3 separate regions of the Homo sapiens genome follow, and regions 1 and 3 are each linked to region 2. A link is a loop called in an ENCODE intact Hi-C map of the cell type or tissue named here. Cell type or tissue: GM12878. All regions are shown on one strand. Region 1 overlaps LHX4 (LIM homeobox 4). Region 2 overlaps ACBD6 (acyl-CoA binding domain containing 6). Region 3 overlaps QSOX1 (quiescin sulfhydryl oxidase 1).

What was found. Peaks named below come from ENCODE experiments on the same cell type or tissue, not always from the same donor. Only the 100,000 strongest peaks of a DNase experiment are listed, where the experiment ranks them.
Region 1: a loop joins it to region 2, with 9 times the contacts of the local background. A loop is called at or near these places in 66 of 110 quality-filtered maps.
Region 3: it touches region 2 in a loop (17-fold over the local background); 34 of 110 quality-filtered maps call a loop at or near these places.

What each region holds. Positions count from the first base shown.
Region 1 is chr1:180,247,945-180,255,944 of GRCh38, forward strand. LHX4 (LIM homeobox 4) reads left to right here. Exons shown (of 6, transcript NM_033343.4): 2 at 341-512. Among named protein-coding and RNA genes, the nearest start is that of LHX4, 22 kb to the left of the region's middle. RefSeq lists enhancers at 402-902, 1,188-2,168, 6,018-6,537. In GM12878, a CTCF peak has its summit at 4,865 (motif pointing right); a DNase peak (open chromatin) is centred at 4,857.
Region 2 is chr1:180,412,447-180,420,446 of GRCh38, forward strand. ACBD6 (acyl-CoA binding domain containing 6) reads right to left here. Exons shown (of 8, transcript NM_032360.4): 5 at 920-1,025. LOC105371637 (a long non-coding RNA gene) reads right to left here. Exons shown (of 2, transcript XR_922334.3): 2 at 4,556-5,477. Among named protein-coding and RNA genes, the nearest start is that of MIR3121, 22 kb to the right of the region's middle. In GM12878, no CTCF peak of the experiment used is centred here; a DNase peak (open chromatin) is centred at 3,689.
Region 3 is chr1:180,183,852-180,191,851 of GRCh38, forward strand. QSOX1 (quiescin sulfhydryl oxidase 1) reads left to right here. Exons shown (of 12, transcript NM_002826.5): 7 at 65-199; 8 at 2,202-2,331; 9 at 5,701-5,823; 10 at 6,582-6,729. Among named protein-coding and RNA genes, the nearest start is that of QSOX1, 33 kb to the left of the region's middle. RefSeq lists an enhancer at 4,477-4,596. In GM12878, a CTCF peak has its summit at 4,522 (motif pointing right); no DNase peak of the experiment used is centred here.

The sequences.
Region 1 (8,000 bases), 160 kb before region 2:
CTGTTGGCTGTGGAACTGCAGCTGACATAAATGGGTTAGCTGCTGCTGCTAGCCTTGTGGTGCCCTTAGAAACGAGTGATTCCTCTGGGCCAAAGTCACCCCAAGCCAGAATCCACAGCCTGGCCAGCAAAGCAAGGGTTGGCTTTCAGTCCCCACTTGTTCCTTGACTACGTACGTTTGTGTGCAATGTATAACCTGTACAACTATATGCAACAGCTCTGCGGTTTGGGCCATGTCTGTTTCCACCATCAGCAGAGTGGGAAGGCACCCGCCAGGGCCTGGCCTGGTTAGCAGGGCTGTGTGGAAGGCTCACAGTGCCTCTCTCTCCTCTTCCTCACAGAGATTCCCCAGTGCGCTGGCTGCAACCAGCACATCCTGGACAAGTTCATCCTGAAGGTCCTGGACAGACACTGGCACAGCTCCTGCCTCAAGTGTGCAGACTGCCAGATGCAGCTGGCGGACAGGTGCTTCTCCAGGGCTGGGAGCGTCTACTGCAAGGAGGACTTCTTCAAGTAAGTCAGAACGGTCCGTCTCGTGGCCCTGGCCTGTCTCTGCCTCTCCCCAAGCAGTGAGGGGGAAGTTTGCAGCAGGGTAGGCCAGGGAGGGTGGAGAGTCCACTCTGGGAGGGGCAGGTAAATCCTGGAGCTGAGAGGATGCCCCTTGTTGAGGTCCCCCTTCTGATCACTGGCCCATCACTGCCAGAGGTTCAGCCTCTAGACCTCATTTGATCTCTGCATGGGGCAGGGGTGAGGAGCCAGAGGCCTTGGGCTAGATTTCTCCAGGGTGGTTGACAAAGTTCTGCAAATCTCCTCTGTTGCTCCAAAGAGCAACAGAAAGAGTTGCTCTTTCTGTCCTGATATATTGGTGCTTCAGGGCATGTGGTTGTAACATTCCCACAACTTTCAGAGCAGCTGCTTTTAGGTTCATGTCCACATCCAGAGGCGTCTCTGTGACTGTGTTTGCACAGCCTGCTTCAAGGGCCTTAGAGGCTTGCAAGAGTTGCTTCTGGCAGGAGGCAAGCCAGGCTCGGTCAATGTCGTCACTTTATATGGAAACATGACTAAGAAAGAGGCAGTTTCATGTGATGGTTGAGTCCAGGCTCTGCCTGTATTCGAACCCACTTATTGGCGGTGTGCTCTTGGGTAGGTTACTTAACTTCTCTATGCCTCAGTTTGTTTATCTGTAAAATGGGGCTCACAGTAGTAGTCCCTACCTCATGAGGTTTTTATTAGCTTTAAATAAGTCTATTTATGCATCAAGTCCTCAGGACAGTGCCTGACACTTGAGTGTTAGCTCTTAAGACTGTCTGAGATTTTCCTTTCTGGGGTGGGGTTCATCAAAAACTTCCTGTTGGAGCTTTGGATCAGGGTGAGAAGACCTCCTGGAAGGTGTTTTCCATGGCATTTAGTCCTTGACTTCTCTCCCAGAATCTATTACCCAAGGCAGTGATGTTGGTGCCTTAGCCAATGTGGAGCAGCTGGCAGCAAGCAAAGCCAAGAGCCGGAGGTGGGGGTTAGGGATCAGTGACGCTGAGCCCTGTGTTCAGTCACACCAGCCTGGGTGGCCCAGGGGGCGCCAGGGAGGCTCGCCAAAGGCTGAACACACCCAGCCCAGATAACCAAGCCCCATAGAGGCACCTCATGCTGAAGCTGTGTATTCGGAAGATGGGGGTTGAGGGGGAGTAATGGGGAGAAATGTGAGTCCTGGATACAGAATACGATTTCTCCCACATCTTCCCAAAGGTTTCACTATGGAGAATAAGTGATTTGAATATCTGAGGATTCTCACATTTCTTTAGTGCAGTGAGTTGAAGAGCACATTAAAGATCTTGGTAACCAGTGCGTGGGGCTGCCTCCCCGCCTGTGTGCAGAGGGTGCACTCACTGTCACCACGGTACTTTGCTCAGATATGTGCTGCTCCCTACGTGTGTGTGCGTGTGTGAGTGTGTGTATGAGTGTGTGTGTGACAGTGTGTGTGAGAGTGTGTGTGGGTGAGTGTTGTGTGAGTGTGAGAGTGTGAGTGTTGTGTGTGAGTGTGAGTGAGCGTGTGAATGTGTGTTGACTACAGGAAGGCAGGGGCAGCAGGTGACATGGGTGCCCGGCAAGTCCTTGATGTTTGGGTGGAAGGACAGACCTCTGGTCCTTCCTCTGAGCTTTTTGTGTACTGCTCTTCTTTCTCACAATCTTCCTGTTGCTTTCCCACCTCTGACCCTCCTCTAGTTTCCTTTTCTCTGGCATTCATGCAATTCCATTCCCTCTAGCCACATCCTTTCCCAGTGGGCAACAGGAGTTTGCCTCTATTTTCCTTCCTCTATGATGTCCTGGCCAAGCACCACAGCAGCTGTTACAGGACCCTGGGTGGAGTGAATTTCCCTGTGTTTGTGTGTGTGTGTGTGTGTGTGTGTGCGCGCGTGGGTTGACATATGTACCCGGGTGCAAATGTGAACATAATGTGTGTGTGAAGAGGGCAGGAAGCGGCAGGTGGCAGGGCCTAGCCTTGGGGTCGGGTGAGCTGCCCTGCTTCTGTGATGAGGTGTGTGCAGATGTGTATGCCTGCACCTTTGGAAAGCCAAGAGGCCACGCCTCCGCTTGCCCGTCTCGGGGCAGGGTAGGTGCTGGATGTCCGAGTCAGACCTCAGACCCCACTGGTTTCTGGCTGGTCCAGTGTGGCGGCTCAGGGAAGCCTGTGGGGTATGAGCAAAGCCTGGCAGGGCCACTGACCCAGGACTTCATCGCCAGAGGGCTGCCTTGGACCCCCCAGTGCTTCCTCAGGGCCCTGTCTGATTTTTGGACCCTGAGTGGCTGGCTATGGTTTGGAAAGAGAGGGTGGAGAGGAAGGTGATGGCAGCGCAGGCGTGGGGTTGGGTTTGGGAGAAGTAATGACCAGGAAAGAGGGTCTCCCTAGACCCAGGAAGCGCCCACAGTGTGTGCTGAGGAGGGATCCCCACAGGCCTATGAGCCAAAGGCCCAAGACCAGAAATAACAAGAACGGCTCCTCACCTGGGCCTTGCCCCTGGCTCCACTGCCCCAAGCCCTGGCCCTCTTTTGGATCCTTTCAGGGCCTTACTCAGCAGAAACCTTCTGGCTAGTCCCTCCACTCACCTCCCTGTAGTCTGCAACCCTTCCCACCCGGTGAGTCTTCCGCCAGGTGGGCCTTCCCGCCAGGTGAGCCTTCCACCCCACAGCCCAGGCCAGGGCCTGCCCCTTCCCTGAATATGCCACAGAGCCTGCCAGAGGCACTGGCGCATCAGAGCCTCCTGCCGGCGCTCCCTTCCAGTCCTAGCCCGCTGCTTTCCTCAGGTACCTGACGCCCACCAAGCAGGATGCTCCATTCCCAGGCATGCTTGGTGGGCTGCCGCCTCCACACGCCAGCCCAGGCTGTTTCATCCTCCAGGGACGGTGCCCACCCTCCAGGGCTTCCATCCTTCCAGGGTCCTCAGAGTCCAGCTCCGCGGCAGACAGGATCCCCAGTGGAGCCATCACTTCCTGTCTCTCCCCTCTCCCGGGTGACCCAGCACAGAATGCTTTGGTTTGCCCATTTCTCGTGTGCCTGGTTTATCTTCCTTGTTGGCTTGAGGAAAAGGCCTATCTGTTACTCATTTTTCTGTCCCCTGTGTAAGCCCCTGGCTCTGCGCTTTGTCCATAGGCCACTGCTGGGTTTGATGCTGCAACAAGTAAATTATCCAGTGAGTTTACACGAGCTTTGGTGACCAGTTTCTTCTGTATGCTGCAAGGCGTCTTTGAGTGAGGGAGGCCCAGGCTGCTTGCAAATGCTCAGGCCCATCATTTAGCCACGGTCACTTCCCTTGTTCCCGGCACTGCTCTGCTTCATGAAATGACCTACTCTCAGGGCTGGGTCCTTCTGTAATGCAGGGCATCTGGCCACGGATTCAGTGCTGAGTTTGGGCCATTGACTCTGTGATGGGGTGCTGTGAGGAGGGGAGTTCAAAGCTGAAGTGATTCTCCCTCCTGTCAATGGAGGGCCAACCCGAGATGAAGACCAGGTGGCTCTGAAGTCCTCAGTGGGTGGATTCATAGCCCTCACCAAGCTCTTGGGGACCAGGGCTGTTTGGTACAGGAAGGCACAGCTGCAGGCTCCATCCTAGGTACAGACAGGGAGGCAGCAGGCTGTCCAGCATCTGAGTGGTCCCACCTCCCATCCCCAGGGGTCTTGGGACTTGCTGGCCACCTGGGGCTCTGGGGCAGCCTGCTCCTCATCCCATCTCATTAGATGTCACCAGGCACCTCTTTCAGAGGGCACATGGGGGCACACACACAGTGGAGGTGCAGTAAGGACAGAGACCGTGCTGGGGCAGGAGGGGGCAAGCAGTCCGTGGAACCCCAGGTCCCTCCCTGGCTCACCCTCGGCTATAGAAGTCACATCTGTGGCCACCTTGTGAGAGGGACAGCAGGTGCCACATACTTGAATTTGCCCATCAGACCTCTGATGCTCTTAGCTGTGGAGTTTGGAAGACAGCTGGTCAGAGCTAGGGAGAGTCCCTTTTCCACGCTCCTTGAAGAAAAAGAAAAAAGAAAAAGCATGTCCTTTTCTGGTACCTCCTCCTAGCCCTGTTCAGAGGTGGGGGCAGGGCTCATTGGTTCCCTGATTAGCACTGTGGTCCTAAGTTCCTGGATCAATACTTTAATCTCTTTGCCCATAACAAGGAAGAGGGCCACTGCTTTGCACAACTCCAGGGGGCATCCTCCTGTCATATTCTATGTGAAGTTCTGCAGATCAATACGGAGATACGGAGAGTACCCACTGGAGGTGGGTAGTACCTTGTAATATCTCAAAAGTGGAAGGAGGCCGGGAGGTCAGGACTTCCCCAGCCTTCCACAGGGGCATGTGGCGATCCTGGTAACTGGCAGCAGGGGGCGATGTTGGTGTGGACACAGAGGAGGCAAGAAGGATTGTTGGGAAATTGTACTCTGTGGTTGTTGCATTTTTCTTTGGGGGCTGTTGAGCTCTGTCTTGCTCAGTAACACTGACTGATTTTTGCTGTTGTTTGTTGTTTTTGCTGCTTGTGTCCTTGGCTCTCCTTTTTTCCAAACGAAATAAAATTCTGAGACCCAAGAAGAAAGGCACTGAGTTGACTAAGGGAGCACAGTGGGGACCATGATTTGTTCTGAGTTCAGTGGCGGCTTCAAACATCAGGAGAGCCCACCCCTGGTGCAGAGGGTGTCCCGAGCCCTGTTATAATTTGAATCCCAAGCTGCGGGGCAATGACTCCTCGTGTCGCATTTGCTAAGCAGGTCCTATCCAGACCATGTGTCCAGCATGTCATGGATCCTTCTCATGTCTCCTCAAAAAGGGACCAGGGCCCAGAGAGAGTAGGGATCCAGGAGTGGGGTTTCTGGGTCCCCTTGCTATCACCAGGTGGGTCCTGGAAGGAGCCAGGCAGCTGCCTTCCTCTGGAGCACAGCACAGACCTCTTGGAGCTGGGTTCAAGTGTTGCCTGTCGGCAGCCAGCTGGGTGCCCCTAGGCAAGTTTCTTTGCATCTCTGAGCATCTATGTCCTCTTCACAGTGCCTGTCTAAGAGCCCTGGCACCCAGGAGCATTTCTCAAAAGGAGTGATTTTCTCAGCAGTGATTTTCCTTTTGGTGAACCCAAAAGGAGCTCAGTTGAATTCCTGTCCTATCTTTCGTTAGCAGTTTGTCAGCACAGGTAACTAGGTCTTTCTGAGCCTCATTCCCTTGTCTGTGGAGAGGAGCTCACGCTAACCCACCGAGCTAGGAAGAAGACGTGTGTGACCCGGGTCCAGCAGAATGCTAGGTGCTTTGTAAACACTGCCGGGTTTCAGGCCCTGCCGTGTGGCCCCTTGACCCGCAGCCCTGCAGGGTCAGGTAGTCAGAGTTCCCTCAGGGCGGGGCCTGCGCTGGCTTTCCTGGTCTCCCCTGTACCAGCCTTGAGAGCTTCCCATGGAGATGACTCTTAACTGCCTGGAGCTCCTCAGTTAGTGGGGGGTTAGCCTGGCAGAACGGGGTGGGCTGTGGTCCATGGGAGAAACCTGCCATGTGGATCTCTGTGAAGAGTTGAGAAACAAACCATTATGGAGTGAAAACAAACAGAGCTGTGGAATTGAAGCGAGGGCAACGTTCCTACACGTTTGTAAGGTCAAGGGCAAAGCCTTCAAGGACAATCCAGGCTTGTGGGGGCTTCAAGCTGTGCCCCCAGCCACTGGGGCTCCATATTTCCATCTGCCCGTCAGGGGGCGTGGAGTGACTCTCGGGTGTTCTGAGGGTGCTGCCACTCCAGGAGGTTCCTGTCTAAAACGTCATGCTTCTCAGGGGTCTCCCTGCCCCTGAGGCCCTCACAAGGCAAGGCAGGCAGGCAGAGATGGGTGCGCCAGAGGCTCCCGGTAGCGGGATGGAGGCCGCTGTGTCGCAGGGGAGCTGTGCGGCTGCTGGGCCAGGCCAGGATCTCCCTCTGCTCCCCGCGGTGCCCCTCCCCCAGCCTGCCAGTCTGCAGGCCGTAGGTGGGCTGTCCGCCAAGGGCAGGTAGGCAGCGTCCTTGGGAGCCCGGGAGCTGCTCCCATTTATCTCCGCAGTCCAGAACAGCGCATTTCTGCCTGGCGTGGCTGCAGGGTGGTGGTGCTGGCTGCAGACAGGGCTTCACTGGTGACCTTAGCCCACTCTGGTGACCAGGGCCTCTGCTCCTCATCTTGCAGGGGGCAGCTGCCCACAGGACATTGGCTAATATGGGGAAAAACAGGCTCGACCCCTCTGCGGGGTGGGCTTCATGGAGAGCAGGTGCGGGGTTTTGAGTCCAGGCTCAGCGTGAACTTGGGGCGTTAGACATCACCAAGCCTCGCTTTCCCATCTCTACAGGCGGAAGAAAAATACTGACTTTTCTGAGTGACTGTGAGGACTGAGTCAGAAGCAGCAAGGAAGTGCTTAGTCCATTCTTAGGAAGGCCATGAGGGGCATCTACACTGTGCCCCACATAGGGAGGAGGAAAGAAGACAGCAGGAGGGCCTGGGACCAGGCTGGCAAGGACGGGGTCCTGGGGTTGCTGGCCAGGCTGTGTCAGTGGTAGTGGTGGTCAGGGGATTGAACAAAGGCCCACCCTTCAGTGAGGAGCCGGCCTGCATTTTCCTCATGGGATGCTCTCCCTCCCTGTGTGGTCCAGAGCTGTGGGCAGGAACCGCAGCCCTCAGCGCTCGCTCGCATCAAAGAGCGGGGCCAGCCTGGTGGGAGGCGGCAGCCCGCGCCTGGGTGGCTTTCCACTGTCTCAAGCTTTCTTGTGCCCTGTTGCCCCAGAAAGAGGCAGCCTCAGTTCTGGGGTTGGTCGTAGAGTCAGTGTGGAGTCAGACTTTTGCTGAGCCACTTATTATTTCTGATAACCACACACCTGCCAGGCCATGCAGGCATGATCGTGCGTACACACACACATGCACACATGCACACACATGTATACACGCACACACACATGCATACACACACGCACACACGCGTGCACACACATGCACACACACAGTGCTCTAGCAGAATGTGCTTAAGGAATGCACAGGGGTGTGTCTCTTTGATGTGTGACTTTCCATAATTTCTGAATAGTTTATAGTCTAATTTCCTCGCTAAGCAAATTAAACCTTTTAAGGTAACGATCAGATGGTCCGGATAGTGGCTGTGCGTGTGGACATTTGAAAGATTCAAACACACTGGTGGGACCAGGCCCACAGTCATTTGTGCCGGCCTGTAATCAAGGCAGAAGCAATTACTTAGCCCCGAAGCTCCCCCAGGGACCGAGGCTGTAAATCAGGAGGTGATGAGTCGGAGGAGGATTGTCTGCCCGCCCCAGAGCGTGCAGTTCAGCTGCAGTCGCCTGGGCCACCCTCCCCGAGTGGGGCCTGGGGTGAAGGCCTCCTGACATCTGTGGAAGACACATCTCAGGGACTTTCTGGCTTAGAGGAATCTGTTTGGAATCACCTAGCTGCAAATTAGTCTGGGGATCAGATGCATCTGGGCTGTGGAAACGGGGTCCCCAGTGGGATCTGGGTGAC
Region 2 (8,000 bases):
CAGCATCACCAAAGAATGAGAAAATGATTAGAAGTGAGTTAGCAAATTTTGCTCTTTTAACAGCTATAATTCAGGGTCAGTTAAAACTCAGTATGTGAATGGTATTATTCACAACACAAATAAATTAAGAAGTAATACACAAGGCACAGTGGCTCATGCCTATAATCCCAAAACTTTGGGAAGCTGAGGGAGGAGGATCATTTGAGGCCAGGAGGACAAGACCAACCCGGGCGACATAGCAAGACCCCATCTCCCCAAAAAATAAAAAAATTAGCCAGGAGTGACAGCACATGCCTGTAGTCCTGGCTACTTGGGAGGCTGAGGCAAGAGGATTGCGTAAGCCCATGGGTTTGAGGATGCAGTGAGCTATGAGCGCACCCATGCACTCCAGCCTGGGCAACAGAGTGAGACCCTGTTTCTCCCTCCAAAAAAAGGAGTAATATATTTTATAAAATAATTTACTATAGGATTCCTTTAATTAGTAGGCCAGCATTTAAATTATTGATTTACCAAAATTCTGACAGTTTTCTAAAGATGTATTTATTGAGCAAAGAACAATATACCTAGCTGTTCAAGGTATAATAACGGAAGACACGAAAGCTATGTATAAATGAGATTTTGCTATTACCTGTAGATTTCACTTATTATGCGAATAATCTCTCCCTTTAGCATAAACATATGGAAGCTATCAGACTCCTACAAATTTCAGGTAGTAACTTCTAAAACACAGATAAAAATATGTTGGACATAATCACAGAACGTATCTTAACTAGGTAACACCATCTCATTTAGATATTCTGATATACTCTTAACCATACTGTACTTTGAGTTGTAGTTCATTGGCCTACCATTTAGGAAAAGGCACTGGGGCAGAACAACCATGCATAGGAAAATAATTAACAGGGCATGTTTTTCATACCTCTTCATCTTTCACATTCACATCCACATTTTTCGATTTGATGGCTTTGGTTATATGGTCAATGTTGTTTTCCCTGCAGTAATCAAATATATTTTTGTCTTCTTCCCTAGAATAAAAAAAAGAAAGGTCTTTTTTTACTGGGTAATACATTAAAGTTACATATTTTCAACACAATCTGTTTGCTGCTGACATAGATGTTAATGGACTCTGCTTACAAAAAAATTTTACATGAACAGTAACAGTTTTTCAGTAGCTGTAATATATCCAACTCCTGAAAAGACTAAAGTTCTTAGTTTCCTACTTGCCTTACAGGATAAGAGAATAAAGTGTTACTCAAGTTTTAAAAATATATATGAAAGTGATTTTCTTAAAGCAAAGAAAATCAATTAGACAAAAAGAGGGGGGCATTAAAAAATTCAAAAATCCTTTATAAGATAGTAGAATCAAAGACTAGAAAGAAAAGCTGGGAAGCATACTACATACCCAGCACTCTTCTAAGTATATTGCACGTGCTAATTCACTTAATCTTTCATGCAACTTCACTTTACAAATGAAAAAACAGGCAAAAAGGAGACGTTAAATGACCTGCCAAATGGTACTACATTTATCAAAGGTGGAATAAGAGCTAGAACTCACTTAGACCAACTGATTTTGTATACAGTACATTTTTCTATTATATTATGCTGCCTTTTGACTAATCAGCTGCAGTCTATTCCAAAATCTGAAGCAGAAGTTCTTAACATGACATCTATGAGCTCTCTAAATAATGTACAGAATTATCTTTATAACGCATGTGCATTTTTCTGGATGTTGTATGTATAGGGGGAAGAATTGTTTCAATCGGATTCTCAAAAGAATCAGTGACTCCCATAACGATCAGTAATTTAGAATATCAACAATCAAACTGCCCCATATGTGGACTGAATTTTATGAACAAGTATAAAGGAATGCATTTTGCGTTCCAAAAATCAAACTGATGTGTTTTATAACCTGCAATGCCAGAGCATCCATTCATCAGAAAGCAAAACACCTGGTCATAGGAGTTCTTCTATCCTAAAAGCCAATCTAAACATCTTGTGTCATACAGAAAGTTATTTCCAGTCATAGCTAATTTTCTTAAAAGACACTACTTTAGCATCAGCCATCTAAGTGTTCTTTAAGCCGCTTAAGTATTTTATTGAGCACCTACTACATGTAAGGCACTGGACAAGAATTTGTTGATAACAGATAAAAGGCTAAGCAAGAAAGTTTGCCTTTAAGACCCAAACAGTATAGCTGGGATGACAAAAATCTACACAGGATTAACATAAGGTAAAAGCTGGATCCTTAAAAAGGACTATAACAGAACAGGGGAAAAACAACTTGCTTCAAAGCTAGAGAAAATGATGTAGGTTTTAAGTAAGAAATCATGTTTAATAGGACTATATGGTCACTTGAAGAGGCCCTGTTAAACAGAAGAGAAAATGCTTTTTCGATCACTTATTCTGTAAAGAAAATAAGAAGTGAGGTCAAACCCCAGAAAAGAGAATTCTGATTTTAGAAAGTAGAGCTGCAAATAATACCACGTTAGCCATATTTAACCACCATTAAAAACACCATGTTTCGGGAGGCTGAGGCATCAGAATGGCGTGAACCCGGGAGGCAGAGCTTGCAGTGAGCCGAGATTGCGCCACTGCACTCCAGCCTGGGCAACAGAGCGAGACTCCATCTCAAAAAAATAAAAAAAACAAAAACAAAAACAAAAAACAAACAAACAAAAAAAACCAAAAACAAACATCAGGTCTGCATTTTGGGAGGCCAAGGCGGGTGGATCATAAGGTCAGGAGTTCGAAACTAGCCTGACCAACATGGTGAAACCCCGTTTCTACTAAAAATACACAAATTAGCCAGGCGTGGTGACACGTGCATGTAATCCCAGCTACTCAGGAGGCTGAGGCAGGAGAATCACTTGAACCCAGGAGGCAGAGGTTGCAGTGAGCCGAGATCATACCACAGCACTCCAGCCTGGGTGACAGAGCAAGACTAAGTCTCAAACAAACAAACAAACACACGCAAAAAAAAAAACACCATGTCTATGAAAGAATACCTTCAGAGTTCCAACTTAAGGATAATAGGGACCTACTTTCTTCCAATCCAGTAACAGAAAACCCACTAATTCAAGAGGCACCAACTTCAACTGTTACAGAAAGAACTGTGTCTTTTAAAGTCATAGCAATACTACAGTGCTACTCGCCAATTGTTTCTGAATTGGAAAATAATGGGAAGTTGGTGGTAGGGCACAGAAAGGAAAGCAGAAGGATCCTTGGCATGTGGGTTACGCATACCCAGTATATGTAAGCGTTATTCACAGATGAGAGGACCTTTGGAGTGGCCCCTCTTCCTGAGTCCAACTTCCAAATGTGCATGTATACCGTTGTAAGCAGTAAAAAAGTAAACACAGTACAAACACATATAAATTTCTATTTTGTTTAATGTATCTTAAATATGTTTCTTAGACACATCAAATATATCAACTAGTTTTTTTTGCTATGTGAATTTTTTGGAGGGCAGGTAGCATTTGTTTAAGTATTTGTTTATCGTATATAGTTTATCATCACCAAATATGCTAGGCACAGAGATATTAACAAAATACTTCAGGATAGTATACACATATAAATTAAATACCAAAAAGAGAAGTTCAATAAATTCGCCAAAAATGCTACAAGGCTGAATGACGAATATAAAAAAATTAAGTGACACTCTTGGGCTTACTTGTTAAATACAGCTATCCAATCCCACACCAAATTTTGAGTATCTTACCTTCTACAACCAAGCTGTTTTTATACAATGTCACCATCTAGTGGCCAAAATGAAGAAACATCTACAGCAATATCATTCCATATTTCCTTTCTTGCCCCCTAAAATTATGTACAATGTATAAATCAAACTTTCTCCCTCTACCATTTTCTAAGAGCTCAATACAGCCTTCCATAGTCAATCTTGCCCACTATATCCATGCTTATTTGAAACAAAATAACATGCAAATGAATCCAACCATTATGAAACACAGTAGAGCCTTAAATAAATAAATGTGTCTCTCCATATCTTTATTTTCCTTTCTTGATTTTTTACTCAGGTATCTTGTTCCCTCTCTTTGTGAATCTCAAAATTATCATATTCATTATCTATAGATGACTGTGAGTTATGTTTATGATGCTACCCTAAAGGATGTCCCATGTTATCTCTAGCACAAAACAGAAAGTCTCTTCTTCAGGTTACTACAACTTTTCTGAAATTGACAGCAAATACATTTATATTCCTGAAGGAATAATCACTGGTTTTGACATTCTTTTGAAATATCAGAGCACACTCTATGGGAAAGAGGGAGAGTGTTTAAGTACGGCTTTTTCACCCAATCACAGGAAGATCCTTGCCCATTCCTAAATATGTTATCTGTACCATTTTCTACTCAGATAGCATTTTCTTATCAAAATAATATTTCAAATAGGTCTCATGGCAAGACATATAAAGTCCATTTAACTACAAAAATTATGGAAGGAACTAGCTTGGAAATCTATTTAATAGGCACATTCAACAAATATTCAATTCAATTCATGTATTTACTAAGCAACTGGAAATCAGATATAAAACACAGTATTCTAGTAAATAGACAATGAATAAGTATTTATTGCATGAATGAAAATCCAAAGAAAGTAAGCCAATATCTACAAAGATAAAAACAAATGCCATAATTCCTCAAACTAAGGAATTTGTGGGCTCTAGGGTACATAAACTCCTTTAAAGAGATATGCAGGTATAGATCATTTTAAGTGACTCAATTTCCAGCTCTTCATCTTCTAGATAAATGTATTCTTTACTAAACTGATCTACCTGAAAGGGTTCCTGTGGCAAATATTTCATTACCATTCTCCTTTTCCACATTCCCTCTGCTCAAACACTCTTCTCCTCGTTTGTAAAGGAGAGGCATTACACCTCTCTCCTTACTATAGTTAGTATACTTCAGGAAGTATAACCAAAAGACGGAGGCAAAAAAGCATTCTGAGTGATTTCTCTGGAGAAAGACAGTTCATTCATGAGGTCTCATTAGGACCATGGCTAAGGCAATCCTCAAAATGATACACTTTCCCTGGCTCTATTTTTATGTTCACAAATAATCATTTAACTATTAATCTGTTTTTCTGGACTCCTCAATTCTCAGAAAGGAGGGACCCAGCACTTCAATCACTACAAAGACATAGTCCCTTTGGTAAGCAAACAAGCATTTTAGTTTACACCTCAGTTTTGGGCCAATTTTATTATTCCTACTCTGTTTCTAAGGGTCTGCTTGATCTACGGATCTTTTTTCTACATCTTTGAGGTTGAAAAATGGACTCTGATCAATGGTAATTCACCAAAAATGCCACTCTGTGAAGTTCCTTTGGAGGTAGTCTTTCTAGGATAAAAGCTGGCACTGCACACTATCTTCCAAAATTCAGTCATACTGCTAGTGAATATTACTTCTTTGTAGGAATTTAAGTTCCTGATTTACTTGTTGGATGTATGGCCAGAAGTTGTTGATCTGAAAGGCAAAGAAATGTATTCTGTTCAAATATAATGTTAGAAAATAATGCCGTCATCTCACTGATTTCAACTATGTTTTTCAACATTCTGTATATGCCAAATATAAAACTCAAAGTCTAATGTTCTTTTTAATATAATCTTTCACATATCTAATCTTAATTTTATAAATATAATTTTTATATAATCTTTATCTGATGAAACCATCAATATTTTATAAGTTGAGATTAAAAAGTATGTTTTAATTTATAAATATAAAACAATCATACAGGCAGGCATATATTAATTTTACTTACAGATGTTTTTCTCCCTGAAAAAAAGAATCTATTCTTACTCAAAGGTGTTTAGTGAAGCTCATTTAAGACTTATATGAGGAAGTGTGTGGTGGCTCACACCTATAATCCCAGCACTTTGGGAGGTCAAGGAGGGAGGATCACTTGAGCGCAGGAGTTTGAGACCAGCCTGGGCAACACAGCAAGACCCTACCTCTACAAAAAAAATTTCAAATTAGCTGGGTGTGGTGGTGCGTGCCTGTAGTCCTACCTATTTGGGAAGCTAAGGTGATAGGATCAATTAAGCACAGGAGTTTGAGGTTACAGTGAGCTATAATCACACCACTCCAGCCTAGGCAACAGAGAAAGATCCTGTCTCTTAAAAAAGAAAAAAAAAAGACTTATCTGGGAGAAGCAAAATAGGTAAAATCAAATCCTAAATCAAGGATTAAATAGTCATGGCTGCCATACTTAGCACACTGAAAACCCCCACTTCTAATTAATATCTAATTAAAATTACAGATGTTGATTTCACATTGTAGGATACTGTTTTTGACTCTCAATCTTACCAAAGACAACAAATGAGAATCTATACTATGATCCTCAGGTAAAATCTTGCAAATAGTACCTCCTTTCTGAAAAACCTTGGTTTAATCCCTGGAAGAGGCAAAACATTGCTTGGGCAGTAACCACATGTAAGAAGCCTAGCCTTCAAAACAAAGTACTTAATAAAGTGTTTTTTTGTGTGTTGTGCTGTTCTTAAAATCATTCTTGAGGCCGGGCGCGGTGGCTCACACCTGTAATCCCAGCACTTCGGGAGGCCGAGGCGGGTGGATCACGAGGTCAGGAGATCGAGACCATCCTCGCTAACACGGTGAAACCCCGTCTCTACTAAAAATACAAAAAATTAGCCAGGCATGGTGGTGGGCGCCTGTAGTCCCAGCTACTTGGGAGGCTGAGGCAGGAGAATGGCGTGAACCCAGGAAGCGGAGCTTGCAGTGAGCAGAGATCGCGCCACTGCACTCCAGCCTGGGTGACAGAGCGAGACTCCGTCTCAAAAAAAAAATATATTGTTCTTGAAATCCTGGATGACAAATAGACATTTGGAAACTATTACCTTGTCATATTTCATTGATTCTAAATGCAAATTTTTTTCATGTTAACATCTCCTATGAATCTTATAATCTGCAGCATCTTACAATTAAATGATGGCATGTTTTTCTTATAATGGTATTTAAATAATGGTGTGCAGGAGTCAAGGAGGTAATAAGGTAGGTTCAAAATACACAGTACCCAATGGACTAGTGAAATGACCAAAGGAATTCGTATAAGTTGACCCTTAAACAACACGGAGGGTGGGGGGCACCGACCCCCTGCATAGTCAAAAATCTGCATGTAACTCGACTCCCCAAAAACTTAACTACTAGTAGGCTACTGTTGACCTGAAGGCTTATCGATAAACAGTTGATAAATTTTTATTTGTGTTATATAGTATATTCTTATAATAAAGTAAGCTAGAGAAAAGAAAATGTTACTAAGAAAATCATAAGGAAAATATACATTCATTAAGTGGAAGTGGATCATCATAAAGGTCTTCACCCTGTTGTCTTCACAGGCTGAAGAGGGGCTGGTCTTGCTGTCTCAGCACTGGCAGAGGCAGAAGAGGTGGCAGGTGAGGCAGGCACACTCAGTGTAGCTTTGTGAAAATACACCATAATTTCTCCCTTTTTAGTTTGTTTCTCTAAAAGTTTTTATACAGTACCAATCCTTTCACCATTTGCTTAAGTTTGGGTGCCCATATCATAGAAGGGTCCATGTAGTAAAAGTCAAAAGCAGTCTTAAATAATCAGAACGCTTCTGCAAGACTGTCTAATGTCAATCTCTTTGGGGCATTATTTATTCTACATCTTGTTCCTCATCATATCTATCTGGTTTGGAAGCAATCATTTCCATCAAGTCGTCTTCTGTTAATTCCTCTAGTGTGGTGTCTATTAGCTCTTTAATTTCTTCAAGATCTATATCTTAAAACCAACTCTCTGCCCCGCCCTGCCACACATTTTTGCCATACTCACAATCTTTCATGATTTCCTTGATTGGCTCTGTCGTAAATCCTGTGAAGTCACATATAACATGTAGACAGTTTTCTCCAGCAGAAATTTATTGCTTCAGGCATGACGGTTTTCACCGCCGTTTCTATAATGACAGCATCTCCAATGGATCCTTCCCGACCTTCATAATGTTCTATCAGGGTT
Region 3 (8,000 bases), 230 kb before region 2:
TGGTTAGCTCTAATCTTGTTCTCTGCACTTACTGCCTCTCCTCCCTGGTTCTGTGCCCTCACAGGCTCATGGAATCCAGGTCCTTCTATACCGCTTACCTGCAGAGACTCTCTGGGCTCACCAGGGAGGCTGCCCAGACCACAGTTGCACCAACCACTGCTAACAAGATAGCTCCCACTGTTTGGAAATTGGCAGATCGGTAAGGCTACGCCTGGTTCTCCTCACTTCTTCTCCTTCCTCTGATCACAGACCACCACACCTTCACACCCACGCCCTCTTGCTCATTCTTCTTCCTTGTCATATGATTAGTGTGTACATTCTGAGCCAGGCTGTCCCCCACCCTGGGGTCTGGCCATGCTCAGGGACCTTCAATGTGTGGGAGCGGCATTTAGCTGCGGTGCCTCTGGTGTCTGTTGCGGGGCCGGGGCTGACTGGGGAATGAACACCTTCCATGCCCACGCTCCTTCAGCTTAACTCTGCTCACAAATGGGGAATCTGCGTGCAAGGACACTCTGAGGCCTCCAGACCAACTTCCCACCCAAGCAATTATTTGTGCAGTCAATATTTTTGAGTACTCACTATGTGCTAGGCACTGTGGCAGCAGATATGTACAGGCAGATGCATTCTCTGCTTGTGCAGACCCTACAGCATCCCTTCTAGGAAGGCACCCAACCTCACTTGAATGCCTGTGGTGTCAGTGAGTTCACTGCCTTTTCAGGTCACCTGTGTGTGTGTCCACAGTCGTAAGCATGAGAGAGCTGCTCTTCTCTCTGAGGCTCGTTGCCTTTTCTGTTGTGGTTGGGCAGTGAGACAGAGCTGTAGACCTCCTGCACTGGTACCAGCTGCATACCAGGTGGAAATGTCTGACCAGGGAGCTCAGAGCTGGCCAGGACGGTGCCCCTCACAAGGGGATGCACGAGACAGTGGGGGAAAGGTGATTGCAAGAAGGACTTTGCATCCTAGCATGAGGGACTTTAAGGGTGGAAAGTGCCAAATGGAGAGACTTTTAGTAGATCAAGGGAGAAGGAAAGAGAGAGTGAGGGGTGGTGTAATCATTATGATCATTCCGTCATTATGAATGATCATCATAATCATTCGATCATTACAGTTATGCAAACCATTGACGTTCTTGTAATAGCTTGGGCTGGTGTATGTGCCAGGCTCTGTGCTGGGCACCTTCCCTGTGTTACCTCATTCAGTCATGGGGCCACTTCTGGAGGCAGGGCACAGGAATGGAGAGGTAAACTGAGGCCCAAGGACAGCAAAGTGGAACACAGAGGAGACCTTGCCCTGAGGAGGAGCATAGGCAGCCACAATGCGTACCCCATTAGTTGACCTTATTGGCTCTTTCCAACCTCAGGAGGTTGTCATGGAGGGGTCAGGAGCAAGTCATGTGTTTTACAGGTGAGCTGACTGAGGCCCAGGAAAGTCAACTGAGTTGCCCAAGCTCACAAACTAGCTCACAGTCAAACTGAGGTCAGAACCCAGGTCTCAAGAGACAGGGGAAGAGGCACCCAACTTTCCTGGCCCCTGCCATCAGAACCCTGAGCCTGGACCCCAGCATGATGGGCCTGGGGCCAGCATGGAGCCTCCGGCCCTTCCATGAGGGCTGCGGAGAGGTGTGAGATGGGCCCACCTAAGATGTGAGGTCCGGCAGCTGTGAGCACATCAGCCCTGAAAGAAATACAGGCCCTGCTTCCCCTCCTGCCCCCAGTCGCCATTTCCCAGACTTGGTGGGCAGCTAAACCCTGGTCTTTCAGAGAGGGCCCAGTTTTTCCAGAGCCATGTCGTGTGTATGAACCTGCTGGTCTGATTATGTCTAGTGGTCTTGGCTCGGAGCTGGCCTGATTAGTGAGTTGCAGGAGGGGTGGCTGTGGGCCTGGAGAGAGAAAACTCCTACTCCCTGCCAGGAGCTGCTGAGAGTTTTTTACATTTGTGCTTTTATTTGATCCTCTCAGCAACTTACCTGTGAGCAATGTGTTATTCATATCTTACAGATGAGGAATTGAGGCTCAGAGAAATTAGGTAATTTACCCAAGGTCACACAGCACATTTCTGGCAGAAGCCAGTGGTAACTTACAAGACTCTGTGACCATCAGCAGTGCCCCTTCTCTTCTCTCCCTTTAGCCCTGGATGCTCCTTGCAGCCCCTGCACCATGGTTAATACTTCTTTCTCTCTCTATCTCCCTCTGGGTCCTCAGCTCCAAGATCTACATGGCTGACCTGGAATCTGCACTGCACTACATCCTGCGGATAGAAGTGGGCAGGTTCCCGGTCCTGGAAGGGCAGCGCCTGGTGGCCCTGAAAAAGTTTGTGGCAGTGCTGGCCAAGGTGAGCAGGGCCATGGCTTCCCTTGTCTGTGCAATTCTACGGATGGTCAGTGTGCGTTCCTGTAAGGCTGGGCACCCCGTCAGCCCCTCCCTCCAGAAGCCCATGGTCTGGCTGGACACCTGGACCCACAGCTCTCCCTGTCCACCATAGGTGATACCCTCCAGCCTCAGCCATACCCCACACCAGCCCCACACTGCCAGGGACAACCCTGCCCCATGCAGCAGTGTGGGTGGGACACAGGGCCCGTGCCCCCCACCTGGGGATATTTCCAGCTGATTCAGTGACTGTGGCTCTGCCTGCCTGAGTCCTCAGTCAGAGCCCCAGTGTGGCTTCCCACCCCTTTCTGTGGTCACTGGGAAAGCAGGACCCCTAGGACACCCTGGCGAAGGAGAGGATGCTCTTCTGATACTCCTTGCTTCCCTCCCAGTCTGACCCGATCCCTGGCCCTGGCCATGCCTTCCTTATTCCTTTATAGTTTCCCCGGGAAGGTGGCTACTCCACGAAGGGTAGCTCCTATTTATTGAGGACTTGATGTTTGTCTAGGATTTAATCCTTTTAACTACTCTGCGAGGTGGGTGGTTTATTTTGTCCTCCCCGATTTAAGAGGCCCAGGGAGCTCAAGTGCCATGCCTTCGTTCTGCCAGCCTGAAAGTGTTGTGGTCAGGCCTTGAGCCTGTGCTCCTTCCTCTCTGAAGGTGAGAGGTGGCTGCCATTCCCTCTCTGCGCCCTTCCCTTTGGTTCCAGATCCTGGCCATTGCGTCCCTGCTGGAAACCCTGGACTCTGCTGCTCAGTACTGCTGAGTCAGATGTGGCTCTGGGCGCTTCGGGTTTGGCCGCTGGCTCAGCCTCCCTTGGCCCTGGGGCCCGGATCTGAGCCCACCCTCCTCAGTGTGGGTCTGCAGGAAGCTGGGGCTGCCCTCGGGTGATTTGTGCCTCTCCTTGGGAACTTCCTGCCAGCCTGATCCCTCCTTCCCACCTCCCTGTCCTGGCCCCCTGGCTTGGTCACATGAATGCGTGGTGACACTGAGAGGGCCTGACAGGGACATTTCAGCCTAAGGCAGGACAGTCGTTGGCCCCTCACTGAAGTCCCATGCAAAATGAGCCCTTGTTCTTCAGTCCATTGCCATAATAGAGACCTTTCCTCCAAGGCTGAGAGCTGTTTGGTCCTCACAGTGCAGAGGCCTGGGGTTGACAACCTAGAGACTTAGAGGGGAAAAATCCAGAACTGACCCACGTACAGTCCCTCCTCCTGACCCATGAGGGAGAGCACCCAGCATGCTTTCCCGGCATGCCTCAGACACCCCACCACCCTAGTCCAGTACTCTCCAAAGGAGTCACCCCAGGAAGATCGGCTTGTGTGTCACTCGCATCTCTCAGCTGTGATCAAACCTGCTATTTTCTTTGTCCCCAGTGGGGCTGTTTGCAGCCGGTATGGGGGAAAAGAATGAGATACAGAAAAGTCCCTGAGCTGGGCAGAGGCATCACCCCCTCTGTGCCTGCTGAGTCTCTGCCTTCAGCAAGGGCTGGGAATGAGCTTGAGATGAAGGTGCCTGCCCTGCCAGAGCCAGGGCCCTCGGGGTAGGGCTGGCAGTGGGGTGGAGGACAGAGGGAAGCCAGGTATGCCCCGCAGTAGCAGCAGAGGCATCGGGGGCATGGGCCTGGAGACCCTCTGTTTGGGTTTTGCCCGCACATCCCCTGGGGTCTGTAGAGTATTCTGGCCCTTGCCTTGCTTGGGTAGCTTCTTCCTGAATAGTAGTATCCTAGCAGCTATCATTTCTTCAGCCCTGCCGGTGCCTGCAGTGTTCTTTGTATATTAGCTCCTCATTCTGTTTCTCAGAGAAGATTCCACAGCATGGCTTCTAGTATGATCTCCGTTTCATAGAAGGTGAAACAAAGCCCCAGAGAACTAAAGCACCTTGCCAGGGTCTTCCAGCTAGTGAGGGGCTGGGCAGGGAGCCACACCCACTCGCATCCAGCCCATGCCCATTACCACCAAGTGCATGGTGCTCACAGGCCCGAACCCCTAAGGGTGCCAGTGGACACTGCTGGCTCCCCCTGGCTAGCTGCCAGCCCTGCAGGTGCCCGGTCAGTCAGGAGGCCCTCTGCATGTCCTGCCGGTGCCTTCCCACCCGGCCTCTCCCAGCCTGTGCTCCCTCCTGTGAGCAGCTGGTAGGAGTGGCCACTGGGTGGCGTGTGGGCACCAGGGTTTCCTTGCTCCCAGTTGTCCAGAGCTCCTTAATTCATCCATCCTTCTGGCACTGTCGCCTTAGAAGGCGGAAGTTTCTAAGTCAGGATGATGGCAAAGGTCAGTGAGAAATGCTGACTTCAAGCTGTAAATTTGTGTGTGAGTTCCAGAGGCCCGTGTGGGCTCACCAGGAGGGCACGTGTCAAAGCGTGGTCTTTTCCGGCCATTTCTCACTCTGGGGGAAGGTGTCCAGCCCAACGTTTGATAGGAATATTTAATGGCTTTCTCAGAGGAATGGATCTGTTAGCAGGTTTTCCTGTTCAGTTACCATTCGTGTCTCCAGTATCCTTCTCCTCTCAAATGTTTGTCTTTGCTTTCTTTGCTGTGATTTTCTCAGGGTCCTCATCCCCTCGGCCAGCCTCTTTGTGGTTTTATCTGATCAGCCTGCTGCTGTGTCCCTCTTTCTCCTGCCCTCCGCCCCTTGTGCTGTGCACGTGCACACACGCACACACACACACATACACACATATGTCCTCCTCCCTGGAGTCCTTGTGGTTTTAAAGTGCTGATACTAATCGGATTTGAGTTGACTTATTGTCAGAGTAGCTTTTCATGCTCCTCAGATACCACTGGGAGTTACCATCAAGATCTGGATCTTGGCTGTGAGCCCCTGGCCTGGCTGGTCCTCACTGGCAGCCCATGGAATCCAAATGAAAGGTCTCGTGCCCACCTAACCCAGCTGGCCAGTCAGTTGGCAAGTCAGCTCTATCCGAGGACCACCCAAAGACAGGACTGTGTGGCCCAGGGCTCCCAGCAGCCCTGGCAAGGGGCACAAGTGCTCCAGCCTTCCTCCCAGTGGTGGCACATGGTCGGGGGGTGCTGCACAGGAGCCTGAGGTCTGAGAGAGGGAGACTTCCAGGACCCCACCCCATTTAGAGCGAGCACCTTCCCTACCCTGTCTTCTAGCCTTACCAGGTGTCCCAGAGCAAAGGTAGTACAGAAGTCATATTTGTGTCTTAGTTAGAATGTTTTCCTGGTGGTTTTGGAACTTTGCACAACCTCCTCCCCACTGCCCCCCGCCCCCCGCCCCCCGCCTTCTTCTGCATAGCTTCCTACCATCTGCAGGACGGGGAACTTGGGGAATTGCTTTTCACTCTCCAGCTTCCGCTTGTTCCTCCCCACAGTATTTCCCTGGCCGGCCCTTAGTCCAGAACTTCCTGCACTCCGTGAATGAATGGCTCAAGAGGCAGAAGAGAAATAAAATTCCCTACAGTTTCTTTAAAACTGCCCTGGACGACAGGAAAGAGGTGAGTCTGGGAAGCAAATAAAGATCTCTCCATCCTCCGTATTTATGAGAGTGCAAGGGGTTAACCCTGTCATTTCTGACCTTCTTCGCCAGTTTGCACCAGGGAGTCAGTGATCTTCGTTGGGTCCTAACAATAATCAATAAATGACTATTGATTGAGCTCTCTATGCGCACATCTCATTTAATCCTCATAATGTTAGTGGAAGGTAGATATTCTCCCCATTTAGCAGATGAAGAAACAGTACTTTGAAAAGGTTAAGCAACTTGTCTGGGTTCATGGAGCCAGTAAGTGTTTGGGCTGGGATGAAAACTTGGTGAGACCCCAGAGTTTTTAACAACTACCCTGTGCTGCCTCTTAGTTTGTGGTGCTGCTCAGCATGGCCTCCCTGGCCCTCTCCAGGGCACCTTCTGGGCTCCTGCTCATGCTGCTATTTGCAAAAGTGGGTCACTGCAGCCAGCAGAGGTGTAAAACCCTGTAGACTTGTAGGGTGTCAAATCTCGAAGGGACCTCAGAGATAACCCCCTTGTGTTACAGCTGGGGAAGTTGAGGCTGGAACGGGATGCAGCTTGATCTGGGTCACAGCTTTTTAGGTCTGCTGCTGCTTCAGTGGGTGGAACTGGTGAAAGGGAAATGCCACCTTCGAGGTGATAGACTGAGGGACCTCATTTGTCTTAGGGCTGTCTCCTAGAAGCTTCTGTCTCTGCCTCTCCCATCCTTTTCCTTCTCCATATGTGCACTCACACTCATGTGTCCCTCAGGGTGCCGTTCTTGCCAAGAAGGTGAACTGGATTGGCTGCCAGGGGAGTGAGCCGCATTTCCGGGGCTTTCCCTGCTCCCTGTGGGTCCTCTTCCACTTCTTGACTGTGCAGGCAGCTCGGCAAAATGTAGACCACTCACAGGAAGCAGGTACGTCCAGGACCCGTTCACCCCACTGTGCCTCCAACCCTGCTCTGTTCGGCCCTCCAAGGGGAGAGGGGGCAGGGAAGCTCCCTTGAATTGCCCCACTGGCTCCCAGCTGCCAGAAGATGGGGAGAGTCAGCCTTGGGGCTCTGGCTGGATTGCTCTATCTGCAGGTAGCCCCACACGGCCAGAATAGAACCAATCCCAGGAGGGAGCAGACTTTAGGAATTCAACCAGTCCTGTTTTCGGCCCCGGGAGCTCTGGGGCTGAGGCTTCTCCCTGTCTTTCTCCGGGCTTATAGTTTGCTTTGCTTTCAGTCTTCATGAAAAAATTGTGATTCTATTTTTTTATACTCTTAACAAAGAAAAAAACGTGTATTTTACAGTTTACATAGCTGATACATAGCAGGTGCTTTGAGCAATTTTATTGCACTTCCCACTGAAAAACAATTTCCTGGGGGAAGTTGGGGAAACACGTTTCCCCTGCTGCCTCGGATTGTCCACAAACTGCACCACCATGTTCTCCGGCCACGCTGCCCCACACCTGCTTTTGAAGACTGAAAGGATGCGCATCCAATTCAGTCCACACTGATTGAGGAACCAGGTTTATACCAGGCTGCGGCTTGGCTTGGAGGATAGATACATGGGTGAAAAGGGCGACAGTGCCCGCTCTTGGTGGACCTCTAGTGTGAGGCAGGGGGACAGAGAGGCCTGCAGTGCATCAGGGCTAGGGCCGTGGTGGAGAGAAAGATGTGGGGTGAAGAGAGGGCAGGCTCGACGCCATTGGGAAGGGGCCCGAGGCCTTACGGGGTGAGTTGAGGGGTGATGGGTGAGTAGGGATTCCGCCAGGAGAGGAGCATCCCAGCAGAGGGAGCAGCCTGTGTGGAGCCCCGTGAATCAGAGGAACTGCCAGGCAGTGGTGTGGGAAGCCAGTGTGTATGGAGCATCTCCACCATGCCATGTGGCGCTGCAGGTGCCGGGGACACAGCAGCATATGAGACAGGTCCCTGCCCCCACAGGGCCAGTATCTGAGTGGCAGGAGACAGACACAGAGGGATGGCTTCAGCCATGATGACGAATGCTGAGGAAGACAAAGCAAAGCAGTGCCGGAGCGGGTGCTGTCTGGAGAGGGGTCTGGGAAAGGCTTCCCTGTGGAGGGCCCGGTGCTGGGACCCATGTGGAGAGGAGAAGGCAGTGTGGGACGTCTGGGAAGAGAGTCTCCCAGGCTGTGTTGGTGTCCTTGGGCTGCACTCACAAATGTCAGGCTGGGGCTCAGCC